Regions from separate parts of the Homo sapiens genome. Here region 1 is linked to region 2. A link is a contact called in ENCODE Hi-C or POLR2A ChIA-PET data. All regions are on one chromosome and are shown on one strand. Each heading gives the region's core, a stretch centred on a gene start or an enhancer-like site at or near the end of the contact. The rest is flanking DNA. Distances are from core to core; before and after follow the strand shown. Region 1 overlaps MOXD1 (monooxygenase DBH like 1). Region 2 holds the start of VNN2 (vanin 2).

Region 1 (5,677 bases), core at 2,205-4,704, 400 kb after region 2:
AACTTTTCTGAATCCGTTTTCCCATTGGCAAAATGGAGATATGACCTATCACAATACTACTGTAAAGTTATTTGGAAAATGTTTATGGAACACCTGAGGCACAATAGATGTGAAATATTGTCATTTTATAGTAATCCTTCTTTCCTCTAACAGTCTAAACCTTCTGTTTGCTTTTGTCAACATTTTATTTCATGGTTGCAGAAAATGAAGTCCAGAGGAAAAAACTGCCTTTCTCATCCAGTTAATTAATTGAAATTGAGATTGAAATTTAGGTCATAAATTTTTATTACTTATCTCTATCTCTCCTTCAAAATATGAAATATAAAACAATTTCAAAGCAAAAAATACACCTAAGATTTATATCTCCATTTTATCATCTCTTAACTATCTATAATTAAATAATTTTTAAAGCTTTTCAAAAAGCTCTAAATTACTTGGATATTATTATCCAGTAATTTAGAACAGCTGGACACTCACTTTGATTTCATTGACTTTTCTGAGACATTTAAAAGAGGGAAAAATTGAAATATTTATATTTAACTAGATTTTTATATGGTATATTAGTTCCTTTATAACTTGGAATTCATTACTTTTACTATCTTTCCTTTTTATTTCTATACTTCCTTTTAAGATAAAGTTTAGTTCCTTTAAGAACTGGACTGCCAGATGAACCTGATTTGTTTAGTAAGGCAAACTCTTATTGTAAGTGTTTGTAAGATTCACAGTTGAATTACATTTACAAGGTTAGAGAACTAAGTTCTTTTTTCAGTGGTAAACAGGAAATGTCAGTACTCTGAGTAATATTTTCCACTCATATAGCAAATAGAATTTTCCAAAAGATTGTTAGTTCAGTCACATTTTTTTCAAACTATATTTACTCCAAGTGCTAAGAGATATTTTATGGGATAATTTATTTCTTCTTCAGCTTGAATTAATAATCAGATAAAATTCATATGTGATATGATGTGCTTCTGGACTGGCTTTTAACAATCTTGCAAAGAGGTCACAACTGTTGAGTTTTTATCTCTCATCATTTGAAAGATTAAGGAGTTTTTTTCTCTAGAGAACACTTTATTTTCTAATATGAGAATATTTTCTAACGTGTATTTGTTTCATTTCCAGTGTAATATATACTTCTCATAATAAGTAAAAAAGTAAAAAATATATAAAATAAAAAGTAGTAGTGCCCTCTTTCTCCAAATTCTACTTTCCTGAGGTGACTAATGCTAACAGATTTATTTGTATTTTTCTAAAACTTTATGCTGAAGAAAACATTTACAACATTTATATAGGATTTTTTTGGGTTAATCTCTTTTATTTGTAAACAAATTAGGATCACTCTATATCTATTACTTTGAATTTTGCTTTTCAAATTAATGCCCTCATCATTACTGGACAAAATATTATAACACATTATTTTTAATGTTTACATAATTTAATCTCCTATTATGTATAAACCATAATTTTTGCAGCCATACACTTTTGATGCACATTCAAGATGTTGTAAGCTTTTTGCTACCATAAACATTGCTTCAGTAAATGTTCTTGTAAGTATATCGTTATGTATTGGTGGTTTCATTCCTATACGCTAGATTGCTAAATGGATTGAATCAAGATTACATGTATTTCAAACTTTAATATATTTGTCAGATTACTTTATAAAATTCACACACTAGCTGTATGTGAATATTTTCTCATCCCTTCTTGAGCACTGGATATTTTAGTCTTTTAAATTTATTGCCTGTTAATGGATGAAAACTAATATTTCTGATTGCTTTGGCTTGCTTTCCTTAGACTACTAGTGAGGCTTATGCTCTTTTTATGCTCTCTTCTGTCAGTTTGCTGTTCAACCCTTTACCGATTTCTTTTTAAAACATTCTTTTATTGAATTGCCTAGATAAAAGTGCACAAACAGTATAAAACTCATTGAATTTTCATAAGGTGAACTGACTCATGAAACCAGAATCAAGATCAAGAATAGAGTATCAACTCAGAAGCGTCCTTTGCGTCCCCTCCCAGGTACTGTCTGTCCCCAGAGGTCACCAGTTTGCTGACTTAAATCACTCTTTACTAATTTTGCCTGTTGTGAATTTTTTGTAGGTAGACAGAAACGCTAGTGCTCTTCTGTGTCTGGCTTTTTTTGCCGAACGGGATGTGCAAGTTGGCCATGTTGTTTGTAGAAAATAATGTGTTCATTTTCATCTTTGAATTTCATTTTCTGAACATACCAGAATTTTTTATTCATTTTTATTGGTTAGCTATTTCTGTGAACCAAACCAACCCAAAGTTCAACAACTTTAAATAAGCTTTAAATGAAGAAGCACATGTTATAGTTTACAAGTCAGCTTGGTGGTTCTTCTGTTTGTAGCTGGGCTACAAACAGGTATGTAACCAGCTTGGGTTGGGTATGCAGCTTTCTAATAGTGCCTGGGCTCTCTCTTCTTGTTGGGAGTCAGCTGGTTGTAAGCAGGTCTAGGAGGCCTCAGCTGAACAAGTGGGCTCTCCTTTATAGTATCTTGTTCTCTAGAAGTCTAGACTGGGCTTGTTCAAATGGTGATGGCACAGTTCCAAAAGAGAGAGTAGAAACTGTAAGGCCACTTGAGGCTTGGTTTGGGATTAGCACGCCATTGCTCCTGCCATAAGAAGCAGGCCCAGCCTACATACCGGAGAATGGTGATAGACTCCAACCCCTGAAGGTCTAGTTTGTGGGAGAACTTTCTGACCTTACCTGGAGTTGAGTCAATTTAGAGAGCTGAGCAAAATACAGGGATAGAGGAAGCAGTGGGAAAGGACCTGGGAGCTCACTGGGTCCCTAAGCATGCCATCCCTGCTTGGTACCACAGGGATCTTTTGGGAGGGTGACCAGAGGCACAGGGTAAAATGCCACAGGGAGAAGGAAGTCCCCAGCTGAACTTTGTAACAATTTGAATCCAGCAAGAAGCCTCCTGGCCAGAACCTGGGGAAGGGCACGAATCTGGTGTGCAGACTCCACGGGTGAGGGAAGAACCAAATCCTTTTTCTTCTGCACCTGGGAAGTGGCTAGTCTGGGGCAAGTTCTCAAGCCGTGCTCATCTACTGCCTGGAAACAGGATGTTGGGGGAGGGGCATGATGGGAGGGAGACCAGCCCTTCAGATTGTGTGGGAGCTGAGTGAGGCCTGTGACTGTTGGTTTTCCCCTACTTCCCTGGCAACCTGCATGACTCAGCAGAAGCAGCCATGATCCTCCTAGGTAGATGACTCCATTGACCTGGGAACCTCACCCCCATTCCCCACAGCAGCTGCAGCAAGACCCTTCCAAGGAGAGTCTGAGCTCAGACACACCTAGCCCTGCCCCCACCTGATGGGCCTTCCCTACCCACCCTGGTAGCTGAAGACAAACGCTATATACTCTTGGGAGTTCTAGGGCCCCGCCCACCACCACTTCCTCTTCGTACCACCACAGCTGATGCTCTCTGGAAAGTGCCACCTCCTGGCAGGACGCCAACCAGCACAAAAATAGAACTTTAAATCACCAAAGGTAAGAACCCTCACAGAGCCCATTTCATCTCCCTGCCACCTCCACTGGAACAGGTGCTGGTATCAATGGCTGAGAGGCCCATAGACAGTTCACATCACAGGGCTCTGTGCAGACAAACCCCAGTACCAGCCTGGAGCCTGGTAGACTTGCTGGGTGGCTACACCCAGAAGAGATATAACAATCACTGCAGCTTATCTCACAGGAAGCCACATCCATAGAAAAAAGGGGAGAGTACTATATTAAGGGAACATCCCCTGGGACAAAATAATCTGAACAGTAGCCTTCACCCGTAGACTTTTCCTCTGACAGAGCCTACCCAAATGAGAAGGAACCAGAAAACCAACTCTGGTGATATGACAAAACAAGGCTCTTTAACACCCCCAAAAAATCACACTAGCTCACCAGCAATCGATCCAAACCAAGAAGAAATCCCTGATTAACCTGAAGAAGAATTCAGGAGGTTACTTATTAAGCTAATCAGGGAGACACCAGCGAAAGGCAAGAAAATCCAAAAAACAATACAAGAAGTGAAGGAAGAAATATTTAAGGAAATAGATTGTTAAAGAACAAACAATCAAAACTTCAGGAAACCTTGGACACTCTTATAGAAATGCAAAATGTTCTGGAAAGTCTCAGCAATAGAATTGAACAAGTAGAAGAAAGAAATTCGGAGCTCAAAGACAAGGTCTTCAAATTAACCCAATCCAACAAAGACAAAGAAAAAATAAGAAAATATAAACAAGGCCTCCAAGAAGTCTGGAATTATGGTAAATGACCAAACCTAAGAATAAGGAAGAGGTATTCCTGAGGAAGAAAAGGAATCTAAAAGTTTGGAAACATATTTGGGGAGATAATCAAGGAAAATTTCCTTGGCCTAGCTAGAGACCTCGACATCCAAATACAAGAAGCACAAAGAAGATCTGGGAAATTCATCACAGAAAGATAATCACCTAGGCACATCATCATCAGGTTATGATGAAGTTAAGATGAAGGAAAGAAGTGTAAGACCTACGAGACAAAAGCACCAGTTAACTTATAAAGGAAAACCTATGAGATTAACAGCAGATTTCTCAGCAGAAACCCTACAAGCGAGAAGGAATTGAGGCTTTATCTTCAGAATCCTCAAACAAAACAATTATCAGCCAAGAATTTTGTATCCAGTGAAACTGAGCATCATATATGAAGGAAAGATATAGTCTTTTTTAGACAAACAAATGCTGAGAGAATTCGCCACTATTAAGGAAGCACCACAAGAGCTGCTATAAGGAGCTCTAAATCTTGAAACAAATCCAGAAACACATCAAAACAGAACCTCTTGAAAGCATAAATCACATAGGACCTATAAAACAAAAATACAATTTAAAAAGCAAAAACAAAAAACAAAAAATCCAAGGTACACAGGCAACAAATAGCACAATGAATGCAATGATACCTTACATCTCAATACTACATTGAATGTAAATCGCCTAAGTGCTCCACTTAAAAGATATAGAACTGCAGAATGGATAAGAACTTACCAATCAACTATCTGCTGCCTTCAGGAGACTCACCTAACACGTAAGGACTCACATAAACTTAAAGTAAAGGGGTGGAGAAAGGCATTTCATGCAAATGGACGTCAAAAGCAAGCAGGGGTAGCTATTCTTACATCAGACAAAACAGACTTTAAAGCAACAAGCAACAGCAGTTAAAAGAGAAAAAGAGGGATATTAAATAATGTTAAAAGGCCTTGTCCAGCAGGAAAATATCACAATCCTAAACATACATGCACGTAACATTGGAGCTCTCAAAATTGTAAAACAGTTACTAATAGAACTAAGAATTGAGATAGACAGCAACACAATAATAATGAGGGACTTCAATACTCCACTGACAGCACTAGACAGGTCATCAAGACAAAGTCAACAAAGAAACAATGGATTAAAACTATACCATGGAACAAATGGACTTAACAGATATATACAGAACATTTCATCCAACAACTGCAGAATGCACATTCTTTTCAACAGTGCATGGAACCTTCTCCAAGACAGGACACGTGATAGGCCATAAAACAAGCCTCAATAAATTTAAGAAAATTGAAATTATATCAAGCACTTTCTCAGACCACAGTGGAATAAAACTAGAAATCAACTCTAAACAGAACCTTCAAAACTATGC
Region 2 (5,440 bases), core at 1,088-3,587:
ATCATACCACTGCACTCCAGCCTGAGCAATAGAGCAAGACTCTGTCTCAAAACAAAAAAACAAAAAACAAAAAAACCCCAAAAGACACGAGTGTTCAGACACTCAGTTGCAGACATTAAAAGAGAGCACAGACACATGTGCTGTTTTAGGTATAAAGGAAAGACTCTGGAATCAGGAATGAGAAGCGAACATCCTGCTCTGTCGCTCTAGCTCTCTATGCCTCAGATTCCTATCCTGTAATAAGTGGGCATTTGGGTTACATGATTTCTAAACTCTAACAGCACTCATAATCTATTATATACCAATCACCTATGCTAATTTACTAATTATACACTAGATAGTATGGTTATATACTAACAGTCTATTATACAATCTGCTAAAAATTCATAAAAATATCTATCCCTTTACATTTTCCACAAAAGGGCTTGACCATTTTTCCTGAATTATTTTTAGTTTTCTGCTCTATAGAGATAAGAAAAGTTATTCCTTTAATAGAAACTTCTATTCAAAGCAGAAAATATGAGCAGATCTTATTTATAGCCCCTAGGCCCCATTCTTAACAAAACATTTATCTCAGTAAGAAGGAAAGCACAGAATAAACTTTGTTTAATCGTACCTACTCTTCTATGCTGTCTAAAAGCATTTCCGTGACTTTTACCAAAGGGCTGGATAAAAATAAAACAAATCCTTTATTTGGCAGGATTGGGCCTGGGGAAGGGAGAATATGAATGTCCTAAGAAGGCATCTGAGATCACATCCTGTATTTGTTGTTATTATTGTTTTTTTTTTTTTTTTTTTTTTTGAGACGGAGTTTCGCTCTGTCGCCCAGCCTGGAGCGCAATGGTGTGATCTCAGCTCACTGCAGCCTCTGCCTCCTGGGTTCCAGCGATTCTCCTGCCTCAGCCTCCCGAGTAGCTGGGATTACAGGCGCCCACCACCACGACCAGCTACTTTTTGTGTTTTTGGTAGAGATGGGGGGTTCCACTATGTTGGCCAGGCTGGTCTTGAACTCCTGACCTCAGGTGATCTGCCTGCCTCGGCCTCCCAAAGTGCTAGGATTACAGGCATGAGCCACTGCACCTGGCCTGTTAGCATTGTTTTTAAACTCATTGTTGTTATTTGCTGCTAACAAAAATGTAAGTTACATCTTCTCCTTATTACAACACAGATGATCTTTATCACCAATCCTGGACTCTTCCCCTTCCCTGGCATCTTCCTCCAAAGCAGGGGGTGGGGAGGGAGGAAAAAGAAGGAGGAGAAGGAGTAGGAGGAGAAGGAGAAGTAGGGGGAGGATGGGGAGGGAAGGGTGAAAGAGAGAAAGAAGGAAAGAAGCGGAGTATCCTGAGGCCTGGGGCCCCTGAGCTGAGATTCCTCCTCTGGCCTAGGTGCCTCGGGGTATTGTTGCTGTAGGCACTAACTATACAGCAGTGAACAAACCAGACACAAAATCCTGCTTTTCTGGAGCACATGTTTTCAGTCCTTAATAGCAATAAGTAAGTCAGAGTGTAGATTTGGGTAAATTTTGTTATCAATATTGTCCTGTGTTACATTTTCTTAGTAGTAAGTATTTAATATTTTCCCCCCCGTCTAAAAATAAACACAATGTAAGTGACTCAACAGAACCAAAAAAATTGTTGTCAATTTTTAAATTTAATAAATGAGATATTTGTTGGGATGTGATTTTTTTACACGAGAGTTAGTTATGAGTTTCTATTAACAAAAGCTGGAATTGTTCTATATTTGAATTCGGGTGTCTTTTGGAAATTCAATATTAAATCTTAGTACTAATAGTACATGCTGTTCAATCCCTGTAATACTTTCTGATTGTCTTAAATGGACTGCAACTTTTCTTTCTTTAAAAGTGGTCAGATATATTGCGTTCTTAAGATTATAAAGTAGGCCAAGTGCAGTGGCTCACGCCTGTAATCCCAGCACTTTGAGAGGCTGAGGTGGATGGATCACAAGATCAGGAGTTTGAGACCAGCCTGGCCAATATTGTGAAACCCCATCTCTACTAAAAATACAAAAATTAGCTGGACGTGGTGGCGCGCACCTGTAGTCCTAGCTGTTTCAGAGACTGAAGAAGGACAATCGCTTGAACCTGGGAGGTGGAAGTTGTAGTGAGCTGAGCTTGCGCCACTGCATTCCAGCCTGGGTGACAGAGCAAACTCCGCCTCAAAAAAAAAAAAAAAAAAAAAAAAGAAGAAGAAGAAGAAGAAGAAGAAGAAGAAGAAGAAGAAAAATGATGATAAAGTAAAAGGCCAGTAACTGGCAGCCACATGTTATGCAAACATTCTCCCCTCTGTAAATACTACATGAATGTTATTTTTGCTTTCAGAAATCACTAAACCTTGGCCATGGTCACTTCCTCTTTTCCAATCTCTGTGGCAGTTTTTGCCCTAATAACCCTGCAGGTTGGTACTCAGGACAGTTTTATAGCTGCAGTGTATGAACATGCTGTCATTTTGCCAAATAAAACAGAAACACCAGTTTCTCAGGAGGATGCCTTGAATCTCATGAACGAGAATATAGACATTCTGGAGACAGCGATCAAGCAGGCAGCTGAGCAGGTATTCTCTTATTTCTGTTAATCATAATGTACACGAGGGGCATGGGAGCTGGTGGAAGACGAGAGAGCTGAATTGTCTGTGTTGTACATGGAAAAATCATTTTTATTTTGCTTGTTTTGAACAGGGTGCTCGAATCATTGTGACTCCAGAAGATGCACTTTATGGATGGAAATTTACCAGGGAAACTGTTTTCCCTTATCTGGAGGATATCCCAGACCCTCAGGTGAACTGGATTCCGTGTCAAGACCCCCACAGGTATTTTAACTATCTTAGTCTTTTGTGCAAAAGTAACTCTCTAAAATGCGCACGTTCACCAAAGCAAAATGATTGCTCTTGAATTACCATATATGTGGTATATGTTATGGTTATATTTATCTCAACATTTGTCAGATTTTAAAAAATTGTACTTAGATACTATTTAACAATCTTTTGTGATTGAAAATCTTTATTAAATTTTGAGAAAATGTGTAAATAGGGTATTCCTGCAAGAAAAACTAAGGGAAGAGATCTCATAGATACAAGTAGTAACTTAATTTCTGAAGTAGACAGTGGATTGTGTTAGGAATACATTCCAAAGCCTCTGCTGAAGGGACACCCTTTCAATGTTATAGAGTCTCTCCATTCCAGAGTTGCTTCTTAGGCAGAAAGACTTCACCATGTATTTTCAAGTGAATCATAAGACCTTATGCTTTGAAACTGCATTTTCCTAGGCTCACAAATCTAATTTTCCTGGGAAAAGGTTATCTAGAAACCTTCTAATATATATTAAAAATCTGGGTCCTACTGTCATCCTGGAGGTGTCAACGTGGCAGTTGCATGGACAAGTCTGGCATGAAAAGACAAAATTATATCTGGAGATAGAAAATCAAATGTCAGCATATAGATGGTGTTAAACACCATGATGAGTTCACCTGTGGAGTGAGTTAGAGAAGAGTTTAGGTATAAGGCTTGAGCACTAGGAAATTCTAGTGTTTAGACTCGGAAGAAAACGAGGAATCAGCAGAAGAGTCGAAGAAGAGCAACCAATAAATAGGAAAATGAGAGGGTGGGTCCAATAGAGAAGTGAGGTGTTTCCAGAAGGAGGTGTAATTAACTGTGCCAACTGCTGTTGAAAAGTTAAGATGAGATCAGGTAAAATGTGGGGGTCACTGCTGGCATTAGTAAGAGTTTGGGTGATAGAGATACAAGTTGGAGTGCTCTGAAAGGGAATGGGAGAGGAGGAACTGGCAACAGCAAGAGGGACTGATCTTTTGAGGAGTTTTGCTTTAAGAGAGAGATGAGGATTAAAGCAATATTTGGAAGGGCATGTTTGGAAAGGTCAAAAGAGGTTTTAATTTTATTTTTTAAAGATGGGAGGTACTAGAGGATATTTCATTGCTGATGGGATGTTTCAGTAGAGAGGAGACCCTTGATGAGGCAGGAGACCGAATAATGAATTTCTGGAGCAATAGATACCGTGTGGGAAGCATTCATCAAGTGTATAATCATCTGTGGCTTTTAAAGTATGATATTTTTAGGCATAGTTTTTGTATTAACTTAAGTTCCACTTAAGTGGTTACAGTTGCTATCGTTTCCATATAAAGTGACTAAAATATTTTTTTAAAATTGAAATTTCTTAATTATAATTTGGTTTAGATTTGGTCACACACCAGTACAAGCAAGACTCAGCTGCCTGGCCAAGGACAACTCTATCTATGTCTTGGCAAATTTGGGGGACAAAAAGCCATGTAATTCCCGTGACTCCACATGTCCTCCTAATGGCTACTTTCAATACAATACCAATGTGGTGTATAATACAGAAGGAAAACTCGTGGCACGTTACCATAAGGTAAGAGAGAGTGACGGACGTGTAAAATGGAGCGTGTTGTGAGTGGTCAATGCTGGGTTTAGGAGTTTGAATTTCATTCCCTATATGATACAATATTACTAGAGGGTTTTTTTGTTTTGTTTTGTTTTTTGTTTTTTGAAAGTGGGCAATAAAGAAAATGACACTTTTGGCTGGGCGTGGAGGCTTATGCCTGTAAGCCCAGCACTTTGGGAGGCTGAGGCAGGTGGATCACTTGAGGCCAGGAATTTGAGACCAGTCTGGCCAACATTGTGAAACCCCGTCTCTACTAAAAAATACAAAAATTAGCGGGGCGTGATGGCACATGCCTGTAGTCCCAGCTATGTGGGAGCTGAAGCAGGAGACTTGCTTGAACCCAGGAGGTGGAGGCTGCAGTGAGCCGAGATTGTGTCACTGCACTCCAGCCTGGGTGACAGAGGGAGACTCTCAAAAAAAAAAAAAGAAAAAAAAGAAAAAGAAAAAAGAAAATGACACGTTGTAAAAAACTACTCAGAAAAACATGTAGGCAGAGAACTGTTAAAAAAAAAAAAAAGTAGCATGATGGTCCAGGATTGAGATAAACTTTTTGCACATATAAAACAAATAATTTTAACATAAAAAAAGATACTAAGGTGACTATAATCTGGGCACTGTTTCAATAATTTTATATTTTTTTAGAGACAGGGTCTCACTGTTGCCCAGGCTGGAGTGCAGTGGAGCCATCATGGCTCACTGTTAACCTCAAACTCCTGGGCTCTAGTGATCCTCCTGCCTCAGCCTCCCAAGTAGCTGAGACTGTAGGCATGTGCCACCATGCTAATTTTTAAATATTTTTTTGGAAACAGAGTCTCACTACATTGCCCAGGCTGTCTTTGAACTCTTCACCTCAAGCAGTCCTCCCACCTTGGCCTCCCAAAATGCTGAGATTAGAGGCATGAGCCACTGAGCACAGCCATAATCTAAATACTATTTAATATTGAAATGGTAGAAAGATGTTTCAAAATTGTATGAATCAGCTTTGCATAAGTTAATTTGCTATCAAACC

Evidence for each region. A loop is a pair of places that touch in the nucleus more often than their neighbours do. ChIA-PET counts read pairs that join two places held with the same protein, here RNA polymerase II (POLR2A). Pooled maps may share reads with other maps.
Region 1: a map with no recorded cell type shows a loop between it and region 2 (2.2-fold over the local background). The contact joins the enhancer-like site here to the promoter of VNN2 in region 2. A Hi-C loop is called at or near these places in 12 of 37 single-sample maps with no recorded cell type and 8 of 50 pooled maps. POLR2A ChIA-PET finds 5 or more read pairs at or near these places in 3 of 52 experiments (B cell, GM12878 and activated T-cell).

What each region holds. Positions count from the first base shown.
Region 1 is chr6:132,352,433-132,358,109 of GRCh38, reverse strand. All of the region lies in intron 4 of MOXD1 (monooxygenase DBH like 1), which reads left to right. Among named protein-coding and RNA genes, the nearest start is that of MOXD1, 46 kb to the left of the region's middle. RefSeq lists an enhancer at 2,540-3,739. Within about 2 kb of position 3,454, at least 3 of the 41 ENCODE cell types and tissues checked have a DNase peak (open chromatin) inside an H3K27ac peak, as active enhancers do; they include B cell, where a contact is called at or near this core.
Region 2 is chr6:132,754,801-132,760,240 of GRCh38, reverse strand. VNN2 (vanin 2) reads left to right here and starts at 2,337. Exons shown (of 7, transcript NM_004665.6): 1 at 2,337-2,570; 2 at 2,695-2,825; 3 at 4,206-4,398. The coding sequence starts at 2,358.